Regions from separate parts of the Homo sapiens genome. Here region 1 is linked to region 2. Evidence: chromatin loops called from intact Hi-C (ENCODE). Cell type or tissue: mammary epithelial cell. All regions are shown on one strand. Each heading gives the region's core, and the rest is flanking DNA. Links, peaks and the distances in the headings are about the cores only. Region 1 has its middle 28 kb from the start of FAM157D. Region 2 overlaps FAM20C (FAM20C golgi associated secretory pathway kinase).

The links. Peaks named below come from ENCODE experiments on the same cell type or tissue, not always from the same donor. Only the 100,000 strongest peaks of a DNase experiment are listed, where the experiment ranks them.
Region 1: it touches region 2 in a loop (11-fold over the local background); 4 of 110 quality-filtered maps call a loop at or near these places.

What each region holds. Positions count from the first base shown.
Region 1 is chr7:62,493-65,394 of GRCh38, reverse strand. No RefSeq gene overlaps it. Among named protein-coding and RNA genes, the nearest start is that of FAM157D, 28 kb to the right of the region's middle. In mammary epithelial cell, for the core only: a CTCF peak has its summit at 1,172 (motif pointing left); no DNase peak of the experiment used is centred there.
Region 2 is chr7:199,643-202,544 of GRCh38, reverse strand. All of the region lies in intron 2 of FAM20C (FAM20C golgi associated secretory pathway kinase), which reads right to left. Among named protein-coding and RNA genes, the nearest start is that of FAM20C, 8.5 kb to the right of the region's middle. RefSeq lists a silencer at 2,041-2,211. In mammary epithelial cell, for the core only: CTCF peaks have their summits at 1,628 (motif pointing right) and 2,461 (motif pointing left); no DNase peak of the experiment used is centred there.

The DNA of each region.
Region 1 (2,902 bases), core at 183-2,682, 140 kb after region 2:
CTTTTATACAAACGAGTTAAAGCTCAGCCTTAGCCGTGGTCCAGTGGGGCCTGGGGAGGGCCTCTGCACAAGATGCACGGGGCAGACCCCACAGCACCTGGCAGGCCAGCACCCGGGGCCCAGCGGCCTAGTTTGGCCACAGCAGGGAACATGCTGCCTCCACCCCTTCCCCGGCTGGACCACAGAGACCTAGATAGTAACTAAGCAGAGACTCATGTCCTTGCTGTCTTTCATGGCGTGATTAAAGGGCCCTGCCCCACCGGGCGCTGAGAGCTCTGAGAGGAACGTCTGCTCCTGGCTTCTCTGGGAAGTGGGGCCCAAGTGAGGCTGAGCTGTGTGCAACATGCAGGACATACAGGCTCAGAGTGGTGGGGACAAAGCAAGGACAAAGCCTCACGACAACGGAGCAGGTTACAGAGCTGGCTGTGACTTCAGATGAGTCACGTGAGGCTGGCATGGCTGTGCTCCCTTGGGCATGCAGTCTCCCAAGAAGCAGCAAGAAGAATCCACCCTTCAGAACAGCCTGCAAGGGGGAGCACCCTCCCTGCCTGCTCCTCTGTCCAGAAAGCTGCCTCCCCACCCTTCAGCAGTTCCAGGAGGGGCGACTCCTCCAGGCCTGAACTGAAGGGACTGGGAGTATGGAGCACTGAGCAAGAAGAAGGGAGGGGGGCTGAGAGGAGGGGGCAGTGCACATGTCTGTGCTCTCAGAAATGGTGGAAAGTGACAGCCCTGGCCCCTAGATGTCCAGAATTTAAGAAAGATTCTTGGAATTCACACACACAAGCACAGAAACGCACACCCAACACCCCTTAGCCCCTGCTGGTCATGAGACTTATTATTGGATACCTGGGAGTCTGCATGTGTCAGATCCCAGTGGTGACAAACCCGCTGGGCCCCCTTCCCATCACTCACTGTCCCCAGGACAGAGGCATCACCAGGCCTTTGTCCCTCTGCTGGGGCAGCTGGGTTGGTGGGGAATAGAGGGGCAAGGGAGAGACCTGGGGCTTCTTTTCTCCAGCGTCACTCTGGGGGGATGAACATACTATGCATTTCTCCTCCTGCGATAATCAGGCCCCCAGGCCTGCCCCTGCACTGCAGCTCCCACCTGGTGCCTGGCTGCCTCAAGCCAGCAAGATGCCTCAGCCTCTGGAGGTGAAGAGGAAAGCTAGCTGTGCCCCCTCGTGGAGAGCTGCTGGTTTATTCCTTAGTGATGGGTCCTGAGCATTGGCCTGATTATTTTATAACAGACTGATATCTTTCTGGAGCCCCTGAAAACACAATTTGCTGCCATGAAGCATGTTGTTTCCTTGCTAAAACAGTAAGTTGTTTTCCCCAGCAATTCTAACAGGCAGAAAACCCCATCTCAGCACATCAGCATCCCTTCCCTACCCCAGGAAGGTAAGAGAGGGCTGCAGGAAGAGGAAGGAAGTGCTAGAAAGCGGCTCTTCCCCGGGGAGCAGCGGTCAGTCAGTCTGCATCCTCCTGGGAGCCTGGTTCCTGCAGTTCCCACGGCCGCGCTGGGTAAAGCTGGCAGGGAAGACAGACCTCTACCGGGGCAGGGCCCTGCAACTTCTTTCTCCTGTGTTAAACTGTTCTCAATGACAGAGGCTGCCACGATGGTGACACTGAAGAGCACTGGCAAACGCACTAGCTGAGTAACAGACACTGTAACCAGCTGGCTGCAGCATTCGGAGTGGGCAGGTGCTGCCTGACTGCAGGGGCAGAGGGCCACCTGTCTTCTCTATACCCTCCTGGCATTTCAGAGCCCTGGCCGGAGCCTGCCTTCCTGGCCATGGTTGTGAGCAGGGAGGCCTGGGTGTACACATGTCCATGTGTGGATCAGCAGAGGGGTAGAATGGGGCCTGTGTTTTTTTACCCCATCCCACCCGATGGCCTACACTGGAAAGTCATGTAGGAATGAGGAAGGTGAAGAGGGTTCTTGCAGCTGACACCAGGCTGCCCAGCTTAGGTTGGGCCTGACCTCAGGACTGAGCCCAGCCCCCAGGGTAGCTCCAGTGCTCACCGTCGTACCCCATGATGCCCTACTGTGTTCACAGGGGAATGAGGCAGCTCCCCACACACAGAGGGCTCCCAGGACAGGTCCTGCCAAGGGTGTGACTGATGACCTGCTCCCCGAGTCCAAAGTCCTGGCTGAGGTCCAGGCAGCTGTGTCAGGGAGGGTCACATGGCACAGGCCAGGAAGCCCCTGCCCATGGGGCTAGCATTTACCATCCACGAATACGCTCCCTTTCAGGGTGCCTGATAGTGGTGAGGGTCAGATCGGGCATGATGGAAGTCATGGCCAGGGCAGGAGGTAAAGAGGATGCATGGTCTCCTGGCCTCGGAGAGTTTGCAAAGTGCCCCTCGGATCTGTCACGGGCTGGAGAGCAGAGCACGCGGTCACTGCGCTTGGTGGCTCCTACCTGTGGGGGCTCCTCGCCGCTGGACCAGAGACAGCTTTCTGGGGGGCCTTCTGCTGCTCGCTGATATGGCCAGCCTGGCCTCTGTCTTAGACCGGGCACCGCAGTCCCCAGACCCAGGCCCTGGCCCCTGACTACCCGACACCTAGCATTGCTCTGTGTCAAGTAGCAGAGGCGCCTCTGTTCGTTACTTAAAGAATGGATTTGTTTCTGCTGACTCCAGAAACAGCAGTGCACATGAACCACTGTCATCGAGGACAAGGCCTCCTTCTCCCAGGCTGACCACAGGTGGGCACTGCCAGGAGCTCTGATCACTGTGTTCTCTGCACATGTAGGACGAGCTGAGCAGGCCCAGCTCTTTCCTCACGACTGCGTGCGTGGGGTCGTTCAGCACTCTGAGTCCCCTCCTGAAAGACCCTGGTGGTGCTCTGCCATCACGTCAGTGCCTGTGTGTTTCGTGGAGCACGTGGGCAGCCCTGTGA
Region 2 (2,902 bases), core at 186-2,685:
ACGGGAAGATGTCCACAAGCCCCATTCCCCAGTGCAATCTCACCCAGCAGCCACCCATTCTCTCTATGCACATGGGAAGATATCCATAGCGCCCCCCCATTCCCCAGTACAATCCCACCCAGCAGTCACCCGTCCTCTCTATGCACACAGGAAGATGTCCACGGGCCCCATTCCCCAGTGCAATCTCACCCAGCAGTCACCCATTCTCTCTATGCACACTGGAAGATATCCATAGGGCCCCCCCATTCCCCAGTACAATCCCACCCAGCAGCCACCTGTCCTCTCTATGCACACGGGAAGATGTCCACAAGCCCCATTCCCCAGTGCAATCTCGCCCAGTGGCCACCCGTCCTCTCTATGCACATGGGAAGATGTCCACTGCCTTTCAAATAGGTTCTCCCCATCTGGAACGCTCTCCCCTTCCTGCCACCTGCCCTGAGCACCTCCCACCACTTAACCCACCAACTTTAGACCAAAGGTGACAGTCTGCTTCTTCCCCGGCCTCGCTGAAGAATCCTATCGCCCGGATATCCGTCAGTATACAGGACTCATTCCTATTGATTCATCATTATTAATCTACGTCACTAGTTAACATGGCTAGTTAATGTGATTAACGTGCACTAGTTACACAAGTTAACATGCACGAACAGAGTGCCCTGTGCCTTCATTATTTCATGTTGCTGTCAGCACTAAGAGTTCGGGGCCACACAGACCCTCGGACGCCACTGGGTTTTGCCCACAGTCTCTCCCCGGGTCACAGCACGAGACAGAGGCGATGTTCGTATGCAGTTGCCTCCTCAGAAGGACTCCAAGAGATGCTGGCATTTCTTATGAAATAAGCGTCTTACATAGAAAGATGGCTGCTGTCACAGAAATACTAATGGACTTTGGTGCCAGGCCCCAATCGGTGTGGCCTTAGGCAAGCCACATAACCCCAGACAGCTCCGGCAACCCACTGGGAAGCTCTAGAAGGAAGAACCCAGAGCAGGTCTGGAGAGACAGGGAGAGACGGCCCTGAAAGAGAGAGGTGTGTGGCCCGGGCCTGGGGGTCCCAACACCCCGCAGGGTGCTCATGGGGATGGAGACTGGGTGCAGCCACCACTCATCCTTGGTTTCTCGTGGGAGCAGGAACCCTTTCTAACAACAACCCCAACCTGACTTTAAATTAACCAGTTCCACCTCCTACAGACCTGTGGACCACAGAAACACATCCAGGTGTGAGATGCTGCCGTCAGCGTGGGCCCCCATGTTGCCGCCTTTGGCCCTGGTCATCTCGTCCGTCAAGAGGGCCAGCGTCTGTCCTTGGGGGTCACGGTCAGGCGGTCCCCCTGCTCTTCACAGCCACTGTCTGGCCTCAAGGGTCAGTTATTCCTGAAGACGAATGGGGACAGCTGTGTGTGCTGGAAGTAGGGCCTCACCCAAAGAGGGCTCAGATGTGGAGAATGTGACACCGGGAGAGCTCAGGTCACCCTGTTCTTCCCACCGCACACATCTCCAAGCCAGAGAGGTCTGCTCGGTGTCCCAGACCCCGGGTGCCCACACCCAGGCTCATATACCCATTCACCCTGGGCACCGAGGGACCTGGTTTTGAGGAAAAGGACATAGTTGGCCAGCAGTGGGCACCCTGGGGCTGGCATCAAGGAGGCTAGAACTGTGGGAACCTACTGCGAGGTAAGGGGCTGGAAGAGCTGGGAGCCTGCACCTGCTCTGGACCTGGATCTGCCAGTCCTCGACTCTCCTGGAGGCCTCAAGTGACAGGCAAGGCCCCATCAGCACTGCCCAAAGTCCCGTCCATCACACACCACCCTCAGGACACTTTCGCCAGAACCGCCTCCACCCCAGACTGTTATTTATTCCACGATTTTCTTCAAGGCCCCTTTTATTTTGAAAGATCTGTTTTTTAAAAGAAAACTGCAGCCTTGCCCCAGTGGGGACCATGTCTGCATCAGAAGGAAAGTCGGCAGGTGCGCATCGGGGCACACTCCTGCAGCTAGGGGGCTGCTGTCTCTGCTCAGCACGGGGAGGCCGGTGCCTGGGTGGCCCCAGGCCTCAGCAGCATGAGCTTTTGCTCCTCACCTTCCACCAGACGGCTGGGAAGGGAGTTGAGTGCGGACTGAGCTATTTGCCGCCTCCTCCAGGCTCCACTTGAAATCGTCCTTTGCAGGTGGTCATTGTCCTTCTTTCAGGATAACCCAAGGTCCCCCAGCCCTGGGGCCATGGGCGTCCAGCTAATTGGGCATCTTCCCTTTTCTCTCTCTAGGCCGGCCGAGCGAGGCCCTGGGACCGTGACCTGCAGGGGCAGTTGCCACCTGGGGTGGGTGGGAGGGGGAACAGTGGCCTTTCTGGAGCTGGCGCTGCCTTCCAAGGAGCCCTGCTCCCAAGGAACAGACACGGTGGCTGTGCCCTCCCAGGTACCTGCAGGCAGCTCCCTCTCGTGGGCTGACCCAGCGGAAGCCCTTTGTTCCTTGAAGCTCACCCGCTGGTTAGTCCTGGATTCTAGCTGGACTCATTCTTCCCCTTTTGGCAGATCAATCAGTGTCAAGAACTTTGGTCCTGCAGAGTCATTTTTCTTTGTTCAGGCATGTTCTCCCAACCACAGTCTTTGTCCCAATCTGGATGGAGCAATTATGAAGTCTGTATTTCAGTCCAGAAGCTGCCCGAATCCTCACATGCCAGTGGGATGTCATTCATTCTTTGCATCCATAATTGTGCATGATAGAAATTTAATTATCGCCAGCCCCAGCCCAAGGCACTGCATGCCCGATTTCAAGCTGAATAGAGGTAGATAATATCCCAAGACTCTTTAAAGGTGGCAATGGCCGGTTACCAGGCAGCCAGGAGCCCAGCTATAAATAAACCTCCGCTGGCCCTAACCAGCTGTGCTGTAGACCACGTGGCGCTC